Regions from separate parts of the Homo sapiens genome. Here region 2 is linked to region 1. A link is an interaction called in ENCODE POLR2A ChIA-PET data of the cell type or tissue named here. Cell type or tissue: OCI-LY7. All regions are shown on one strand. Links, peaks and the distances in the headings refer to the core of each region. The heading gives the core; the rest is flanking DNA.

Region 1 (5,384 bases), core at 333-5,332:
CTCTTGACCTCGTGATGTGGCCACCTCAGCCTCCCAAAGTGCTGGGATTACAGGCGTGAGACACCATACCCAGCCCTGATTTTTTTTTTTTTTTTAACTGCAAATGTGTAGTCATGAAGAACATAGTGATTACTAATGCAGTTTGGCCACTGTCTTGATTTGTGCTACAGGGCCATTAGTTTAATGCACCACTGTTTTTTGCACCATCAGTGCAAATGTCAACTGGTGTTCACATCAGTTACATAGAAAATGAGAACTTGGTAATATTCTGAAATAGTTTCAACCTGGTAGACCTCCTGAACACTTGGAAGAGCTACCTCAAGAGTCAACAGACCACACTCTGAGAACCACTACTCTGGATGCACATATAAAATACAGGAGGAAAGAGATACATCTTCAGAGAAAAGACTTGGGTCATAGGAAGATAAGAATGGCAAGGAGCCTTGTTTTTTTTCCCTGTACATTCTTTGTACCTTATAAATTTGGTACACTTTGTATATATTACTTTTCTCTGAAAAAATTAACTTAAAAAAAGACACTTAAACTGACATGAAAACTAAGTAAAAATTAAGCATATTAGTAGAAATATAAGTACACAAGTAAATACAAACAAATATAAGCATACTACTTATAAATATAAAGGTATAGACTACAGAAATAATTTTTGAGAGCTAAAATGTTTCTGTTTAAGCAGTACAACTAGGAGATTAGGAGAGTTGCATAGGAAACCACTGTTTTTCATTGTAAGTCTTTTGAAACTGACTTTTAAAACCGTGTACAGATATTAATTGGTTGAAAATTTAAAATATTCAAAATATTACTTTGAAAAAACACACATTAAGTTAGATTGAATAAGTAAATAAAGCAAATATCCATACACAGGTGAGAAACTGGCTATGAAATATACCAAGATGTAACAGTAACTGCCTGGGTAAAAAAAAAAAAAAAAAAAAAAAAAAAAAGAAAGTACTGATGAGTTTTCAATCACATACAAAAATTCTGTTTCATAATTTTTTAATTTTTTTTTTCTTGAGATGGAGTCTTGCTCTACTGCCCAGGCTGGAGTACAGTGGCATGATCTCGGCTCACTGCAACCTCCACCTCCCAGGTTCAAGCGATTCTCCTGCTCCAGCCACCCAAGTAGCTGGGATTACAGGCATGCACCACCCCACTTGGCTACTTTTTTTTTTTTGCATTTTTCAGTTGAGACAGGGTTTCATCAGGTTGGCCAGGATGATCTTGAACTCCTGGCCTCAAGGGATCCATATGCCTCGGCCTCCCGAAGTGCTGGGATTATAGGTATGAGCTACCGCACCCAGCCCAATTTTTTGAACTCATTTTAAAGTTTCTTAAAAAGCAACAGTTTTCTTCAGATTAGAATGTTTGATGACTTAGTTAAAAATAGTTAAAAGTATAAACTTCAGGTTTTTAATAAACAGTTAAGTGGCTAAACATACACACACAATTTTTTCTCATTTCATATGATCACAATTAAGAACATAACTCATTATGTATTTGAAAAAGAAAAGAAGAAAAAAATTGCTTTATGACAATAAGTTGCTGAGTCTTACGTGATTACTTCATAAAATCTTCAAAGAAATATAAACCTACTATCAAAAATCTAATTTAAATTTAGTTTCCTAGCGATGTCCTGATGCATGAAAAAAAGATTATTCCTGTATATAAATAACACAACAGCAAATTGGATTGCTCACTAAAAGGAACCAGGGTTCCATGGAAAACGGCTCATTCCAAGACTGACAAAGGAAAGAAATAAGATGTGCTTGCAACATCTTGCTGTGCCAGAAAGACAGGAAATACTTAAAAAAAAAAAAAAAAAAAAAAAAGGCCGGGGCACGGCATCTCATGCCTGTAATCCCAGCACTTTGGGAGGCTGAGGCAGGTGGATCACGAGGTCACAAGGTCAGGAGTTCAAGACCAGCCTGTCCAAGATGGTGAAACCCCGTCTCTACTAAAAATACAAAAATTAGCCGGGCATGGTGGCAGGCGCCTATAATCCCAGCTATTTGGGAGGCTGAGGCAGAGAATTGCTTGAACCCGGGAGGCAGAGGTTGCAGTGAGCCAAGATCGCGCCACTGCACTCCAGCCTGGGAGACAAGAGTGAGACTCCGTCAAAAAAAAAAAACAAGAGGTTATGTTAAAAAGACACAGGAGCCCACTTGGAAAGGCTCCTAATGGACAAATCTGGGACAATTTGAACATCAAAATAAAGGTTATAATGGGTTATTTAACCCACTGAATAAAACAGGAAACACACAATTCTGTATTAATCAGATAAAAGAATGTCTCTTCCTTATAAAAGAATGTCCATTAGTGAAGAAAATGGATGAGTTACAAAATAAACACTTTCCAACCATTAGAGTAAAGATCAGTAAAGATCAGCATAGGCAAGAAACATCAATGGATGCTACATGGGCCTTGGGGGATGTGGGGAGTGATGAGGAACAGGATGATCTGATGAGGAGCAGAGTAGCTGCACTATCTCAAAGTTATCCCCACAGATTGCTTATTAGGTGCACTGTTCCACATTACAGGAGACTAAAGAGATATGACAACTAAATGCATTTTGTGATCCTGAACTGGGTCCTATGAGGAAAATGCTGTAAAGGGATAAATGCTATTATCAGGACAATTCGACAAAACTGGAAAATGAGCTGTAGATTAATATTATCAAAGTTTAATTTTCTGAATTTTGTAACTGGTGCAGTGATAACGCAAAAGAATACAATACACAGTGAATATTTAGAAACAAATGGGCATAATGCAATGTAATGGGCATAATGTAAGCAATTTACTTTTAAATGATTCAAGAGAGAATAAGGGGCCAGGCGCAAAGGCTCACCCCAGCACTTTGGGAGGCTGAAGTAGGCTGATCACTTAAAGTCATGGGTTTGAGACCAGCCTGGCCAAGAGGGTGAAACCTCGTCTCTAACTAAAATACAAAAATTAGCTGGACGTGGTGGCGGGCACCTATAATCTCAGCTACTCAGGAGGCTGAGGTAGGAGAATCGCTTGAACCTGGGAGATGGAGGTTACAGTGAGCCGAGATCACACTGCTGCACTCCAGCCTGGGCAACACAGCGAGACTCCACCTCAAAAAAAAAAAAAAAAAAAAAAGAGAGAGAAAATAAGAAAGCAAGAGTGACAACATTAAAAATTGGTGAATCTGAATAATGAGTATTCAAGAGTTCTCAGTACTATTTTTTAAATCTTTCGGTAAGTTTGAAATTATGTCAAAATAAAAATGTAAGTAGCCAGGCGTGGTGGCTCACGCCTGTAATCCCAGCACTTTGGGAGGCCAAGGCGGGAGGATTACTTGAGGTCAGGAGTTCGAGACCAGCCTGGCCAACATAGCGAAACCCCATCTCTACCAAAAATATAAAAAATAACCTGAGCGTGGTAGCGTGCACCTCTAATCCCAGCTACCTGGGAGGGTGAGTCAGGAAAATCACTTGAAGCTGGAAGGTGGAGGTGACAATGAGCCAAGATGGGGCCACTGCACTCCAGCCTGGGCCACAGAGTGAGACTCCATTAAAAAAAAAAAAAAAAAAAAAAAATTTAAGTAACAACAAATTGGGATGTCAAAAGATAGTAAAATAAGTAATTTATTCGAGTGCCCTATAGTACATATGAATAAGGGAAATGACTACAACATTGATTCAGACTTGACACCTAGCCATATATAGAATTTCTTAAATTTTCTATTTGGTAGAAAAGGAAAAATATTTTTTAAGAATCCAATCACATACAAACTAAACTAAGATGCTAATCGTGTATGCCCTCAGGAAAACACAAAAATCTTCTCCATGTTAACACAATCCACACTGCCAAACTCTCCTTTCCACCAGCAAGCCATAAGCCCCTTCAGGCAGGTGTTAAGAGCCTGCCCTTTGTTTTAACTCAAGCACTGGCACAGTGCCTGAAATACAACACTCCTGTTTGTTGAATAAATACTGAACATTTACAAATAGAAACGAAATACTGTATTTTTATCAAAATGAAAAGAAGCGTGGAAGGGAACAGACACTTAAATATGGTACTTTCACAAATTTTGAGATGGAGTCTCACTCTGTTACTCAGGTTGGAGTGCAGTGGTGCAATCTCAGCTCACTGCAACCTCCACCTCCTGGGTTCAAGCAATTCTCCTGTCTCAGCCTCCCAAGCAGCTGGGATTACAGGCACCCACCACCACGCCCAGCTAATTTTTGTATTTACAGTTATATTTTTTTTATTTTTGTGTTTTTAGTAGAGACAAGGTTTCACCATGTTGGCCAGGCTGGTCTCGAACTCCTGATGTCAGGTGATCCACTCGCCTTGGCCTCCCAAAGTTCTGGGATTACAGGTGTGAGCCACTATACCTGGCCACTTTTACTAATTATTTTAAAACATTTTTATTTACAATTGAACATTTTCTTTTTTTTGAGATGGAATCTTGCTCTGTCACCCAGACTGAAGGGCAGTGGCGCAATCTTGGCTCACTGCAACCTCTGCCTCCTGGGTTCAAGTCATTCTCCTGCCTCAACCTCCCAAGTAGCTGGGATTACAAGCACCCGCCACCATGCCCGGCTACTTTTTGTATTTTTTAGTAGAGACAGGGTTTTGCCACGTTGGGCAGGCTGGTCTCAAACTCCTGACCTCAGGTGATCCGCCTGCCTCAGCCTCCCAAAGTGCTAGGATTACTACAGGTGTGCACCACCATGTCCAGCCTAAACATGAATGAACGTTTTCAAAAATATATTATTTTATTTTATTTCATTTACTTATTTATTTTGAGATAGGGTCTGGCTTTGTCACCGAGGCTGGAATGCAGTGGCACAATCTCGGCTCATTGCAACCTCTGCCTCCCGGGCTCAAGCCATCCTCTCACCTCAGCCTCCCGAGTAGCTGGGACTACAGGCATGTGCCATTATGCCTGTCTAATTTTTGTATTTTTTTGGTACAGCCAGAATTTCGTCACATTGCCCAGCCTAGTCTCAAACTCCTGGGCTCAAGCAATCCACCTTCCTCAGCCTCCCAAGGTGCTATGATTACAGGCATGAGCCACTGGGCCCAGCCAAAAAAATATATTTTAAAATATGAACAATTTTCAAACCTCACAAAAGCAGAGAACAATATTATTAATACCCATGTACCCATCACCCCAACCCAACAATTATCCAGATTGTGCCAGACCTGCTTCATCTATCTTATCTCCCTCCACCACATTTTTTGGTTTTTATCTGGTATCTGTTTAAAATAACAGACATTGCTGGGCACGGTGGCCCACGTCTGTAATCCCAGCACTTTGGGAGGCCGAGACGGGCGAATCACCTGAGATCACGAGTTCAAGACCAGCCTGGCTAACATGGTGAAAAACCGTTTCT
Region 2 (5,384 bases), core at 185-5,184, 400 kb before region 1:
GGTCAGGCTAGTCTCGAACTTGTAGCCTCAAGTGATCCACCTGCCTTGGCCTCCCAAAGTGCTGAGATTACAGGCATGAGCTGCCACACCTGGCCTGGATTCATGTTCTAATGACTTTATGGAGCTATTAGGTATTTTGCACTGTCTACCTCTTGCTTTCATTTGTGTAAAAGGGAAGTCAACTCCCATCCTGTGGAAGGCACTGTTATTTTGGTTACATGCAGAAAAACCTAATCCAAATTTACACAGTGTTCCTCCCATGTGTTTATTCCTATGAAAACACTTAGACCCTACATTACCAATTACTTACCTGAGTGAAAAAAAGTCTGTCCTGCCAGAGTTGACACTCTTCTTCTTATGCAGATGGCTCCAAAGATGTCCTCACCTAACATAACTCATATCTGCAAGTGTTCAGTAAGGAACCAGAAAGCCAGTTATCCAAAGGCAATGCTGTCAAACCACTTCAAATGTTGCTTTCTGGTCTCGGGCTTGATAGTCGCTAGGTGATGCTATGGTTAGGATTGTGCCCATTTCTCCTCCAGTGCAAGTTCTGTCTCTTGGATGGAATAGTCAGTTGATACCACCAATAAACCCGCAGAAAACAGGAAGACAAAAAAAAAGCACGTACAACAAACATCTTAAAAATTGTATCTCCTAGTCAACACATCCTGTGTTGTAGGATTTGGAAAACCATAAGTAATTTTAAAAACTCGGATGGTTTGGCATTTGGAATGTTGAAAGCAATCTGGAAAATCCCAATAGTCCATTTGTGTCTCTATCATTAGCTGAAGAAGCAAATGGTCAAGATGAATTTCAGTAGGATCAGAGGAGTGAGTGTATCCGGTGGATTGGCTCACACCTAGCACCATTATTGAGGTTGGTGATACACCCTTGAACAGACTCTGCCAATGAATCTGTGCTGATTAATTCACTTTTTTCCCCAGAACCTTTCCAAGGTCAAATATTGTTTATGATGGTGTTTTATATTTTTATACCAAGCGTTTCTGCCTTAATTGACTCATCTGTAATTGATAGTCTTCAAGTATGAGCCAAAATAATAATGGCCAAGAGATAGAAGCACATAACCTGGACAATATCTTAAAAGTCAGAAATTTTAAAAAATTCAAACATTATCAATATAATACTGTCCAAATATCTGGACAAATCTGATAATCTCATAGGTTTGAGGTTCCAATTATGCTGGATTTTTGAAGTTTCACAGCCTGTTGGCCTGGCTGGTTTCAAACTCCTGACCTCAAGTGATCCGCCCGCCTTAGCCTCCCAAAGTGCTGGGATTACAGGTGTAAGCCACTGGACCCTGCCAGGGCTGAAGATTAAATGAGGTAGCGTATATAAAGCACACAGCTGCTATCAATAGATTTTACCTATTATACAGTGGGCTTTCCCTCCCTAAAGAGGGACTCCATTTTTTTTAAATCACATTGTATTCCTAGTATCTACCATAGTGCCTGACATGTAATAAGCACCGCTAAAATGTCTGATCAATGTTAACTGAGAGTATGAGAAGGACCTTGAATGCAAAGAGTTCTTGCTGGGATCCTCCTTTAAGTACAATGCTTCTCTCCTATAAACATAACCCTTCCCTTAGAAGGCTACACGGGGCTGGGCATGGTCAGCTACTCGAGAGGCTGAGGTGGGAGGGTTGCCTAAGCCCGGGGAGGTTGAGGCTGCAATAAGCTGTGATTGCACTATTGCACTCCAGCATGGGCAACAGAGGGAGCCCTGTCTCAAAAAGAAAAAGGAAAATTTAAAGAAGAAGAAGAAGAAGAGGAGGAATAGGAAGAAGAGGAAGAAGGAGGAGAAGGAGGAGAAGGAGGAGGAGGAGAAGAAAGAAGAAGAAGAAGGCTACACTGGAAAAAATCCCAGCCCAGAGTTTATGTGAAAAAGGAGATCCCTGACACATTGGTCCTGTGATTCCTGGAGCCTGCTAGGTAGAAGGTTGTTAACCAGAGTAATTTATGCACGATCAGTGGCAGGGGAGAAAGAAGGTTTTATACAGCTTAAAGGAGAGAAGTCATTTTATTTGGGCTCCTGCAGTATTATTATTTAGACTCTCATTTATTTTACATCACTTCTGTGATGACTGTACATGAATAAATATTGACAAATTGAATGATCTGATCCCTGCATTACAGGGTAAACTTGCATAATCCCTTGTAGACGTACTCTGGGGAGTGAGGCTACTTTGTGGAGTTCCTTGCCAGTATCCCTAAGCAAGGGATTCTTTCTTGTTCTAAGCTGTGGCATATGGTTGTGGTTTTGGAGCTGGAAAAGGAGAATAAGATGGAATATTACATGGCAAATTTGCTGGTCATTTCGATTGTTGAACATTTTTCTTTCAAGAAGAGTTATTATTACAGCCTCTGCTGGCTTAAGGCAGTGAAAGTCCAGGCTGGGCGCAGTGGCTCATGTCTATAACCCCCGCACTTTGGAAGCCTGAGGTGGACAGATTGCTCGGCCTCCTCCCTACTGCCCTCTGATGTGCTCACTCCAGAAATGGAAGGAGAGAGACCCTGGGTAGTGAGTCCACCAGACACTCTCAGGCCAGCAGAATCACCTCTTGAAGACAGAGACAAGAATGAGTGGAAGAAATGTAGCCAGGAAAAGTCAAAAGGACATGATAGGCTTTTGAGATGTTTGGAGAGAGTTTTATTCCCTTTCTTTGGATTTGGGGGAAATTATATCGCACAGGCTGACTAGGAGAAAGGGGGAGGGTGGAAGTTTTGTCTTCATCCCCCCATTTGTCTCTCCAACCTTGAACTTGCATGGGAGCTATGCAGGGGCAGGTGACAAGGGTGTCAACCAAAAAGGATCTGTGCCATCAGCACCATTAGTAAGAAACCAGGCCAGGCACAGCAGCTCACACCTGTAATCCTAGAACTTTGGGAGGCTGAAGGCCGATGGATCACTTGAGCCCAGGAGTTCGAGTAGCCTGGGTAACATAGGAAGACCCTATCTCTAAAAAAATATTAAAAATTAGCTAGTCATGATGATACACGACTGTAGTGCCAGCTACTTGGAAGGCTGAGGTGAGAGGATAGCTTGAGCCAGGAGGCTGCTGTGAACTACTGTTGTGCTACTGCCTGGGCAACAGAGCGAGACCTCATCTCTAAAAATAAAAATAAAAAATAAGATAAATAGGCCAGGTGCAGTGGCTCACACCTGTAATCCCAGCACTTTGGGAGGCCGAGAAAAGTAGATCACCTGAGGTCAGGAGTCCGAGACCAGCCTGGCCAACAAGGCAAAACCCCATCTCTACTAAAAATACAAAAATTATCTGGGCATGGTGGTGCACGCCTGTAACCCCAGCTACTCTGGAGGCTGAGGCACGAGAATTGCTTGAAACCAGGAGGTGGAGGCTGCAGTGAGCCAAGATCGCACCAGTGTGCTCCAGTCTGGGTGACAAAGCAAGACCTCATTTCTAAAAATAAAAATAAAAAATAAGATAAATAAGTCATCAACCATCCAGCCATTTCTGCATTTTTGGGTGAGTCCACAAAAAAAAAAGAAAGAAAGAAACCAGATTTGCTATATTAGTACGAAGCTACACTCACCTTTGACTAGTTGGAAGCTTCTCTAAGATTGTGGTTAGCGAAAGCCAAGAGCTTCCTAGAGGTAAGATTGAGAAGGTTTTTGCTGAGGCTGTTTTATTGGTTGGCTATGTGTCAGCTCTTGGGAGTAATTTGCATAAAACTTGTCAGAGTGTATTTTCAAGGTGGGAAACACTAAATTTTCAACATTTAAGATAGGAACCTTGGTCAACCTGACATCTGCCTGCCAAGCTTTACCATGCACTGCTTCCCAAGAGCAATCAGCCAGTCGCGAGGTTAAGGTTTTAGGAAGAAGCTGAGTCTACAGACAGCTTCAGCAACCTGCAATAAGAGGGGTGGTAGTGGGATGTCAAGACCCAGTGGGTGGAGAGGTACAATCCAAGGAGTATGGCTAATAGTAGAGTCAGCGGTTTGGAGTGAGCAGACCAAGAGTGAATGTGTTTTCTCATCTTTAAAATGGAGTTAATGAGAGTACCAGCCCCAAAAGGCAGTTGTGGTAATTGAATGAGTTAAAGCATGTAGCACGCTCAGCACACTGGTTGACTCATAATGTATTCTCAAGCAATGTGAGCTGTGTTCATCGTCACCACCATTATTATCACCATCTTCATCACCATCATCCTGGCTCTTCCACTGATGCGGGTTGTGACCTGGGGCAAGTTGTGTAACATTTCTAAACCTTGGATTCCTCATCTTTACATTAAAGAAAAAACGTAATTATCTTCAAGAATATAGCGAGGATGAAATGAAATGAGGCACATAAAGCATCTAACATGATGCTTGGCAAATAGTAGGCGCTCATTGAGTGGGCGTTATTTCCTGTTGGTTTCCACGGCTTTCCTTTATTGATTGATAGTCAAAACAGGTATTTTGGAAGAACGAATACCAGAGGAAGGAAGACAACAAAGTCCCTGTGATGGGAAAAGTTTACTCAGTGGAAGAGACTCTCATGTTTTTGATGAGAGTTCTTATTTTCATTTTTTTGTGTGGTCCCATCGGACATCTCCCTAAGACCTCAGATGTCCTTGAGTTTACAGTCCCACACATTAAGTAGTTTTCATTACTGAAGAAATCAGAGAGGATTGAAGATTTGGGGACATGGATGTGAGGTTGCCAAATTTTGCAATAAAAATACAGGTGCGCAATATTTTATCTGGCTATCATACATGGATGCCAATTTATCTTCTTGTAAACTCAAGCTAGGATTGACTCTTGTTTTGTGAACTTGTGTGATTTACGATATCCACATTCAAGGGCTTCTCGGCGAGAGAGAGAGATGCTGCAGAATGTAGGCTCGGCTGGGCGCAGTGGCTCATGCCCTAATCCCACACTTTGGGAGGCCGAGGTGGGTGGATCACGAGGTCAGGAGTTCGAGACCAGCCTGGCAAAGATGGTGAAACCCCATCTCTACTAAAATACAAAAATTAGCTGGGCATAGTGGCAGGCGCCCGTAATTCCAGCTACTCAGGAGGCTGAGGCAGGAGAATCGCTTGAACCCAGGAGGCAGAGGTTGCAGTGAGCTGAGATCGTGCTACTGCACTCTAGCCTGGGCAACAGAGCGAAACTCCATCTCAAAAAAAAAAAAAAAAAAAAAAAAGAACGTAGGCTCAACTTCTCAGGAAGACAGTTATCAAGGGCATCTTCTCCCATGAGTCATGTTGGGTTTAAGTATTATAGAAGCAAAATGGATCCTGGAGGTTAGGTTTTAGTAAGGAGGCCCTGGATTAACTTCCTCAAGGCTTCTCGTCATTATTATTTCCTGTTACTATCAATAGAGCACTGCTCATTGTCCCTCACTCCCTGCCGTCCCCT

The links. ChIA-PET counts read pairs that join two places held together with the same protein. Peaks named below come from ENCODE experiments on the same cell type or tissue, not always from the same donor. Only the 100,000 strongest peaks of a DNase experiment are listed, where the experiment ranks them.
Region 2: POLR2A ChIA-PET joins it to region 1 with 7 read pairs; 2 of 35 experiments call an interaction of 5 or more read pairs at or near these places.

The regions. Positions count from the first base shown.
Region 1 is chr15:58,992,228-58,997,611 of GRCh38, reverse strand. All of the region lies in intron 1 of RNF111 (ring finger protein 111), which reads right to left. Among named protein-coding and RNA genes, the nearest start is that of RNF111, 7.3 kb to the right of the region's middle. In OCI-LY7, for the core only: no CTCF peak of the experiment used is centred there; no DNase peak of the experiment used is centred there.
Region 2 is chr15:59,393,188-59,398,571 of GRCh38, reverse strand. It overlaps a transcript of FAM81A not described here. Among named protein-coding and RNA genes, the nearest start is that of MYO1E, 23 kb to the right of the region's middle. In OCI-LY7, for the core only: a CTCF peak has its summit at 1,736 (motif pointing right); a DNase peak (open chromatin) is centred at 3,111; H3K27ac peaks cover 2,069 bases.